Linked DNA regions of Homo sapiens: region 2 is linked to region 1. Evidence: read pairs that join two places in POLR2A ChIA-PET (ENCODE). Cell type or tissue: Panc1. All regions are shown on one strand.

Region 1 (5,000 bases):
TAACTCCTGAAATCTTACAGGGAAGTTGCCGATCACCAGCTTCAGGTGTTTATTTATTGGGAGACTGCCTGTCCCTGGCATCAGCTGAGACCAATTATTATTTTACAGAGACAGTTTAACAACTACCTGACCATCACCTGATGGTCACTTGACATTACTGGTAGGGACAGCCCTCTCCTGCCCTAGCCATGTCTGACTATCTACTGTAACAAAAATAACAGGCTCTTGGCAGGAGAAGGAGTGCTATGAAGAGTATTCTATTATCATATGAAGGAATGGGTATGGGGTTCAAAGTCAGTTGCCATTAAGTGCATACGTTTTTAAAGTCTAATTGTTCTAAACTATCTCAACCAAAGGATAATTGTGGTCTTTATTTCCATGAAGCTATGCTCAAGGATACATAGAACTGGAAGATTATTGAGCTCATCCAGTCTAGTTTGCTCATTTTACCATAGGAAACTGAAGATCAGAAATGTGGCCTGCTCATGGTGACCAGATCACAAGGTCCTTTTGAATCCCCTTGCCTCAGCAGCAATTGCACCAAGCACACATTATTTGATAAAAAGGTGATGAATTTATATTCATGAACAAAGAATGAATAGTGTCATCATCATTTACATTCTAGACGTGCTTCGGGGAAAAGGTGTTATGCACTGAATGTTTATGTCTTCCCAAAATTCGTATGTTGAAGAGTTAACTCCTGATGTGATGGTGTTAGGAGGTGAGGCCTTTGGGAAGTAATTAGGTTTAGATGATGCCATGAGAGTAGAGTCCCCATGATACAATTAGTGCTCTTATAAAAAGAGATACCAAATCAAGCTCTCTCTCTCTCTCTCTTTCTGTCCCGCATGTGAGGATACAGCAAGAAGACGGCCACTTGCAAGCCAGGAAGAGAGCCCTCACCAGAAACCAAACTGGCCAGCACCTTGATCTTGGACTTCCCAGCCTCCAAAACTGTGAGAAATAAATGTCTGTTTAACCACACAGTCTATGGTATTTTGTTATAGCAACCCAAGCTGACTAAGACAGAAGGTTTCCCAAAAGAAAGATTTCTAAAAGAGGGTGAAGTAAAAATATGATGTAGAATATATCACGGAGAAAATCCTTTTAAAGAATATTTTATTGTGGAAATTTTTTTAATTCATAAAATGAGAGAATATAATGAATCCCTATCACCACTTTAAACAGTTATCAATATTCTGCCATTCTTATTACAAATGTATTCCCCTACATTCTTTTTCATTTCGCTTTGTTTTGTTTAGTGGAACATTTTGCTTTTTTCATATTAATTTTTTTATTTTTATTAACTTACCACCATACTAATCGAGATGGTATATTTTTTTAATTTTTAATTTTTTTTTTTGTAAATTCAGATTTAGGCCTACAGAGAAGATGGTGGAATACATATATTGTTTGTTTGTTTGTTTGTTTGAGACAGAGTCTCACTCTGTCACCCAGGCTGGAGAGCAGTTGTGTGATCTTGGCTCACTGCAGCCTCTGCCTCCCAGGTTCAAACAATTCTCATGCCTCAGCCTCCCGAGTAACTGGAATTACAGGTGTGTACCACCACCCCCAGCTAGTGGTGGAATATTTTTAAAGCAAAACCAAGATTTTGCATGCTTTTTTTTGTTTAAGACACAGTCTCGCTCTGTCACCCAGGTTGGAGTGCAGGTACGTGATCTCAGCTCACTGCAAACTCCACCTCCCAGGTTCTAGTGATTCTCATGCCTCAGCCTCCCAAGGAGCTGGGATTACAGGCGTGCATCACCATATGCAGCTGATTTTTATAATTTTTTTTGTAGATACAGTGTTTCACCATGTTGGCCAGGCTGGTCTTGAACTCCTGGCCTCAAGTGATCTTGAGATCTGCCTGTCTCAGCCTCCCAAAGTTCTGGGATTATAGGTGTGAGCCACCATGCCCAGCCCTTTTTTTTTTTTTTTTTTTTTTTTGAGACATGCTCTCACTGGGTTGCCCAGGCTGGAGAGCAGTCATGTGATCATGGCTCACTGCAGCCTCAACCTCCTAGGCTCAGGTGATCCTTCCACCTCAGCCACAGATAGCTGGGGCTATAGGCACACACCACCACACCTGGATAACTTTTTGTATTTTTTGTAGAGACAAGGTTTGTCATGTTGCCTGGGCTGGTCTTGAACTCCTGGGATCAGGCAATCTGCCTGCCTTGGCCTTCCAAAGTGCTAGAATTACAGGTATGAGCCACCACACCTGGCCTTTTGCATCATTTTTAACTATAAATATTTCTACAAGTATCTCTAAGAGATGAGAATTTTTTAAACAACGTAATCACAATAACTTTTTCATATCCCATAATATTAAGAAGAAATCCTTAACTAGGCTAAGATCTAGTCCAGGAGAAATTTAATTTTATCAGAGCATTCATAAATGGATCAAGTTTTCGAGTGATAGCTTTTCAATGAGACTAAGAATTTTAAAAAGAGGAAAACTTTCAAAATTAAAATTGCAATCTCATTTTTTCTCATATTGCTCTGCAAATATAAATCTGGGCACTCAAACTCCAGAAGAGGATAAAAATAGCCCTATGAATCAAAACCATTAATCATATCCTGTTATTTTTAGTTATCTGTTTCTTCCTGATGTTTTAACTCAACATCAGTTTAATATATTTAATCATATTTTTTAAAAAGAAAAATATTTTAGATCCATCATGAAAAATTTTAACCAAAAGATAAATTGAAAGCTAAAGCAGGATGGTTGTCTAAGCCTGTGTCCATAACTTTGCACGAGACACTTAGTCATTTGGAAAGTCCTGTGTTAATAGCCTGTTCTATGACTCAATTATCTCCCACATAGAGACAGTACAAAACACCCTTAAGAAAACTCACACCTAGGCTGGGCACAGTGGCTCACACCTGTAATCCCAGCCCTTTGGGAGGCTGAGGTGGGTGGATCACCTAAGACCAGGAGTTCGAGACCAGCCTGGGCAACATGGTGAAACCATGTCTCTACTAAAAATACAAAAAATTAGCCAGGCCATGGTGGCGGGCACCTGTAATCCCAGCTACTCAGGAGCCTGAGGGAGAATTGCTTGAAGCCGGGGGGCAGAGGCATCAGTGAGCCGAGATTGCGCCATTGCATTCCAGCCTGGGCAACAAGAGCGAAACCCCATCTCAAAAAAGAAAAATAATAATAATAAGGCAAAAAAAACCTCACACCTAAAAAAAATGTAAAAATCACACAACATAAATGACCACTGGGTCACAGATGAAATTACCCTCCATACTAAAAGCAGACCCTAATAATGGCAATTTTGAGATAGCCTATAAAACGTGTGGCTCGGGGCCAGGGTGCAGTGGCTCACGCCTGTAATCCCAGCACTTTGGGAGGTCGAGGTGGGTGGATCACCTGAGGTTGGGAGATCGAGACCAGCCTGACCAACATGGTGAAACCCCGTCTCTACTAAATATACAAAATTAGCCAGGCGTGGTGGCATATGCCTGTAATCCCAGCTACTCAGGAGGCTGAGGCAGGAGAATCTCTTGAACTGGGAGGCAGAGGTTGCAGTGAGCTGAGATCGCAACACTGCACTCGAGCCTGAGTGACAGAGCTAGACTCCGTCTCAAAAAAAAAAAAAAAAAAAAAACATGTGGCTCTGAGTAAACTCTAAGTACCAGTGTTTTATTTTCACTAAAATGTTTAGAAAGATTCTTTCATACATAAAAGATGCTCAACAGTATTTGTTGATTCAATTTAATATTGAAACTAAAATTTTCCAACATAGCAAGTATTGAATTTCAGAGTAGGTAAAACATAGTGGATATGCATTATCCTGCATCCTGGAACTCAGTAGGGAAAAAAGGGGCTTTTTTCTTTTCTTTTCTTTTCTTTCTTTCTTATTTATTTATTTATTTATATATTTATTTGAGACTGTGTCTTGCTTTGTTGCCCAGGCTGGAATGCAGTGGTGTGGTCATAGCTCACTGAAGCCTTGACCTCCGGGCTCAAGCTGTCCTCCCACCTCAGCCTCCTGTGCAGCCAGGACCACAGGCACACACCAACACATCTAGCTAGTTTTTAATTTCTTTTTTTTCTTTTTTTGAGACAGAGTCTCGCTCTGTCACCCAGGCTGGAGTGCAGTGGCGCGATCTCGGCTCACTGCAAGCTCCGCCTCCCGGGTTCACGCCATTCTCCTGCCTCAGCCTCCCAAGTAGCTGGGACTACAGGCACCCGCCACCATACCCGGCTAATATTTTGTACTTTTAGTAAAGATGGGGTTTCACCGTGTTAGCCAGTATGGTCTCGATCTCCTGACCTTGTGATCCGCCTGCTTCAGCCTCTCAAAGTGCTAGGATTACAGGCATGAGCCACTGCACTCGGCCTAATTTTTAATTTTTTTGTACAGACAAAGTCTCCTTATGTTGTCCAGACTGAAAAGCTTTTTCTTATACACTTTTTAATCTACATTCAGTACATTACCTGCTGTCCCAAATATGTACATTTATATATTTAAATTCAGTGTTCATGCTGAATTTGTGCTGGCAGGATGGAGACATACAGCATCCCTACATTACCCCCATTCATAACTTCCAGGACTGTTCACAGGATGAGCGATGATGGGGACATTTTCTGGATATTGATAGAAAGGCACTTATCAATACTTCCTGTTTACGTATCAGTGAAGTGCTGATTTTTTTTTTTTTGGAAGAACACCCTAGTTGGTAAGGATGTCGTACCTCTCCAGAAAATTCTACTGTTGCCCTAGACCTAAATACATAGAAAAAAAAAGAAAAAAGAAAATTCTATTGCACCCTTTTCTAGCCTGAAATTTATCAGGGCTATGTAGAATTTACTTATCACATGTGTTCTAATTACATACCAGCATATATATAAACACAAAATATCAGCCCACATATTTTTCTACCAGCACACTTTCACTCCCAACAGTCACATGAATAAAGTAACAACACATGACCCTCTCCCAAAGTTTTAGGCTATGTTTTGCAGGAAGGATAATATGGGCAAA
Region 2 (5,000 bases), 420 kb before region 1:
TTTCTGTAGACTGAACAGATCAATTAACCTTACTTTTTCATCCATTCAGCAAGTCTATGTCTTTTGATTGGGGAATTTAATCCATTTACATTCAATGTTATTATTTATTAGAACTTACTCCTGTCATTTTATTATTTGTATTCTAGTTGTTTTATGGTTTCTTTCTTCTTTCTTTCCTTCCTGTCTTCCTCTAGTCAAGGTGATTTTCTCTGGCAGTATAATTTAGTTTGTTTTTATATTTTGTGTATCTATTGTACATTTTTTGGTTTGTGGCTACCACGGGACTTGCAAATACAGTCTTATAAACCATTATGTTAACCTGTTAACAACACTATTTGCATAAACAAACAAGATGCCTTAATTTCATCCCTCTGCTTTTTAACTTTTTGTTGCTTCTATTTATATCTTATTGTACTATGTCTTGAAAAGTTGTAGTTATTATTATTGATTGGTTCATCATTTAGTCTTTCTGCTTAGGATAAGAATAGTTTATATACCACAGTCACAGTGTTATAATATTCTGTGTTTTTTCTGTGTACTTACTATTACCAGTGAGTTTTGTGCCTTCAGGTGACTATTTTATTGCTCATTAATATCCTTTTCTTTCTGATTGAGTTACTCCCTTTAGCATTTCTTGTAAGACAGGTCTGGTATTGATGAAATCCCTCAGCTTTTGTTTATCTGGAAAAGCCTTTATTTCTCCTTCATGTTTGAAGGATATTTTCATCAGATATACTATTCTAGTGTAACATAGTTTTCCTTCAGCACTTTGAATATGTCATGTCACTCTCTCATGGCCTGTAAGGGTTCCACTAAAAGTCTGCTGCCAGATGTATTGGAGTTCCATTGTATATTATGTGTTTCTTTTCTCTAGCTGCTTTTAGGATCCTTTCTTTCTTTATCCTTGACCTTTGGGAGTTTGATTGTTAAATGCCTTAGGTAGTCTTCTTTGGGTTAAATCTACTTGGTATTCCACAACCTTTTTGTACTTGGATATAGATATCTTTCCGTAGATTTGGGAAGATTTCTGTTATTAGCCCTCTGAATAAACTTTCAACCCCTGTCTCTTTCTCTGCATCCTCTTTAAGGCCAGTGACTCTTAGATTTGCCCTCTTGAGGCTATTCTAGATCTTGTAGGCATGCTTCATTTTTTTTTATTCTTTTTGTCAGCTCTATTTTCAAATAGGCTGCCTTCAATCTCACTAATTCTTTTGCTTGATGAATTCTGCTATTAAAGTACTCTGATGCATTCTACAGTATGCTTATTGCATTTTTCAGCTCCAGAATTTCTGCTTGATTCTTTTTCATCATTTTAATCTCTTTGTTAAATTTATCTGACAGAATTCTGAATCCCTTCTTGGTGTTATATTGAATTTCTTTGAGTTTACTCAACACAGCTATTTCAAATTCTCTGTGTGAAAGGTCACATGTCTCTATTTCTCCATGATTGGTCCATGGTGCCTTATTTAGGTCATTCAGTGAGGTCATGTTTTCCTGAATGGTGTTGATGATAGCAGATGTTCTTCACTGTCTGGGCATTGAAGACTTAGGTATTTATTGTAGTCTTCACTGTCTGGGCTTATTTATAGCTGTCCTTCTTGGGAAGGCTTTGCAGAGATTTGAAAGGACTTAGGTGTTGTAACCTAAGTTGTATCTACTTTGTATCCCCAAGCCAAGTAACACTGTGGTTCTTGCAGACTCATAGAGATACTGCCTTGATCGTCTTGGACAAGATCTGTGAAAATTCTCTGGATTACCAAGAAGGGACTCTTGTTTCTTCCCTTACTTTTTGCCAAACAAACATATTCTCTCTGTCTCTCTGTTGTGAACCACCTAAAGCAGGGGATAGAGTTACATGAGCATCCCTGTGGCCACCACCACTCTGACTGCACTGGGTCGACCTGAAGCCAGTACAGCACTGAGTCTCACCCAAGGCCTACTGTGACCACTCTCTGGCCTATGTTCTCTCACGGCCTGTGGAGCTCTACAATTGGCATGTGGCAAAGCCAGCCAGGCCTGTGTTCCTCCCTTCAGAACAGTGAGGTCCCCCAGGACATGAGTGGAGGGGTTGTCCAGGAGCCAGGGACTAGGGTCAAAAACCTTGGAAGTCTACTTGGTGTTCCATTGTATTGCAGCTTAGCTGACCCTCAAACTGTGAGATGCAATCCTTCCCACTCTCCTCTCCCCTCTCCAAAGGCAGAGGAGCCTCACCTTGTAGCCACGACCATCCCACGTCATGAGGAGTACTGCCAGACTACCACTGATGTTCCCTTAAGGCCCAAGAACTCTGAAGTCATCTTGTGGTGAATGCTGCCTGGCCCACGATTCACCCTTCAGGACAGTGGCTTCCCCTTGGCCCAAGGCAGGTCTAAAAATATCCATCCAAAAGTCAAGTCCTGGAATCCAGGATCCCAAGAGCCCACTTGATGCTCTGCCCCCTGTAACTGTGCTGGGATCTAAGGTGCAAGAGAAAGTCCCCTTTACTTTTTCCTCTGCTTTCCTCAAGCAGAAGGAGTTTTGTCCCATAGCCACCACAGCTGGTAATGTACTGAGTCTCAACTGAAGCCAGCAAGTCTCAGAGGTTCACCCAAGGCCCACAATGTAGTACCTGGGTATTGCTGCTGGTTATTCAAGGACCAAGGGCTCTTCAGTTATCAGGTAATGAATGCTGCCAGGACAGACCTTTTCCTTCAAGGCAGTGGGTTCCCTTTTGGCCCAGGGTATGTTTAGAAATGTCGTCTGGGAACTAGGACCTGGAACAGGGCCTCATGATTCTGACTGGTGACCTATCCTACTGTGGCTGAGCTGGTATCCAACATGCAAGACAAAGCCCTCCCCACTTTTCCCTCTCCTCTCCTCAAGGGAAAGGAAAGTGTCTTTTTTGGAGCCATGAGCTGTGTAGTCTGGGGTTAGGGGAGGACTGATGCCAGCACTGCCTTGGATGATCATTACCCAACCTGCTGCCAAGTAAAAAACCACCTACACAGAAGAAACACCTTCATAAGAACCCAAAGTCAGGTGAGCATGCATAGTACCTGGTTTTAACTTCATATCTCTGAAAGAGGTACTGCAGACATAGAAAAAACAGTCCTGAATCACTGACTCCACTACCCCCACCCCCAGCCCCAGTGGCAGCAGTATGGTGCTAAGAGGGTCTCTGGGTGCCGAGTGAGGGAGAACACAGCAGTTGTGAGGGAGAACACAGCAGTTGTGAAGCACTAAACTCAGTGCTGTCCTGTTAGAGCGGGGAGTAAAACCAGATAAAACTCAGCCAATGCCAACCCACAGAGGGAACATTTAAACCAACCCTAGTCAGAGAGGAGTCATTGATCTGGGTAATGATCAGTGGAGCTTTCTATTCCATCACCTTGCTCCACCCCCCATTTCTTCATTTTCCTTGGCCGCTTACATGTCTTCTTTTGAAAAAATGTCTGTTCATCTGTTCATGTTCTTTACCCACTTTTTAATGAGTTTTTTCTTTTTTCTTTTTTTTTTTTATTTGAGACATGGTCTCCTCTGTAGCCCAGGCTGGAGGGCAGTGTGAACACAGCTCACACAGCCTCGACCTCCCAGGTTCAAGTGGTCTTCTCACCTCAGCCCCCTAAGTAGCTAGGACTATAGGCCTGTACCACCATGCTAGACTGATTTTTGTATTGTTTTGTAAAAATGTGGCTTTGCCATGTTGCCTAGGCTGGTCTCAAACTCTTGGGCTCAAGCAATCTGCCTGCCTTGGCCTCCCAATGTGCTAGGATTACAGGCATGAACCACCATGCCTGGACTATTTTCTTTCTTATTGAGTTGTTTGAATTTTTTTGTAGATTCTGAATATTAATTCTTTGTCAAATGCATACTATGCAAATACTTTCTCTCATCCTATGGATTGTCTGTTTACTCAGCTGATTATTTCTTTCACTGTGCAGAAACTTTAGTTTAATTAAGTTCCATTTGTCTGCTTTTGTTTTTGTTGTGTTTTCTTTTGAAGACTTACTAAATTTCTTTACCCAAGCCAATGTCCAGAAGAGTTTTCCCTAATTTTTCTTTTATAATTTTATGGTTTTGGGTCTTATTTAAATCTTTAACATCTCTTGAGTTAATTTTTGTATATGGTAAGAAACAGGGATTTTTAAAATTTGTGTCATCTAAAATTTCTTTCATCAGTGTTTTATAGTTCTTCTTATAGAGATCTTTCACCTCCTTGGTTAAATGTATTTCTAAGTATTTTATTTTTTTGTAGCTATTGTAGATGGGATTTAGTTCTTGATTTGGTTCTTGGCTTTATCCTTGTTGGTGTATGAAAATGCTACTGATTTCAGTATGTTGATTTGGTATCCTGAAACTTTACTGAAGTCATTAGGAGTCTTCTGGAGGAGTCTTTAGGGTTTTCTGCATGTAACATCATATCATCAGTGAAGAGGGATGATTTGACATAATCTTTTCCAGTTTGATGCCCTTTATTTATTTCTCTTGTCTGATTGCTCTAGTTAGGTCTTCCAGTACTGCATTGAATAGAAGTGGTGAGAGTGGACATCCTTGTCTTGTTCCAGTTCTTAGGTGGAGTGGTTTCATCTTTTCCCCATTCAGTAAAATATTGGTTGTGGGTTTGTCACATATGGCTTTTATTATTTTGAGGTATGTTCCTTATGTGCCTAGTTAAGGGTTTTTCTCATGAAGGGAAGCTGGATTTTATCAAATGCTTTTTCTACATTTATTGCGATGATTATTGTTTTTGGTTTTGTTTATGTGGTGAATCACATTTATTGATTTTTTTTATGTTGAATCATCCTACATCCTTGGAATGAAACCCACTTGATTGTGGTATATTATCTTTTTCATGTTCTGTTGGATTTGATTTGCTAGTATTTTGTTGAAAATGTTTTCTTCAACAAAAGATGCCAGTGAGGCTATGGAGAAATAGAAATGCTTTTACACTGTTGGTGGGAATGTGAATTAGTTCAAACATTGTGTAAGACATTGTGATATTTCCTCAAAGACCTAAAACC

The links. Peaks named below come from ENCODE experiments on the same cell type or tissue, not always from the same donor. Only the 100,000 strongest peaks of a DNase experiment are listed, where the experiment ranks them.
Region 2: POLR2A ChIA-PET joins it to region 1 with 6 read pairs; 2 of 35 experiments call an interaction of 5 or more read pairs at or near these places.

What each region holds. Positions count from the first base shown.
Region 1 is chr1:171,465,770-171,470,769 of GRCh38, forward strand. No RefSeq gene overlaps it. Among named protein-coding and RNA genes, the nearest start is that of PRRC2C, 17 kb to the right of the region's middle. In Panc1, no CTCF peak of the experiment used is centred here; DNase peaks (open chromatin) are centred at 2,152 and 2,732.
Region 2 is chr1:171,046,203-171,051,202 of GRCh38, forward strand. The region is part of intron 20 of MROH9 (maestro heat like repeat family member 9); the gene reads left to right. Among named protein-coding and RNA genes, the nearest start is that of FMO3, 42 kb to the right of the region's middle. In Panc1, no CTCF peak of the experiment used is centred here; no DNase peak of the experiment used is centred here.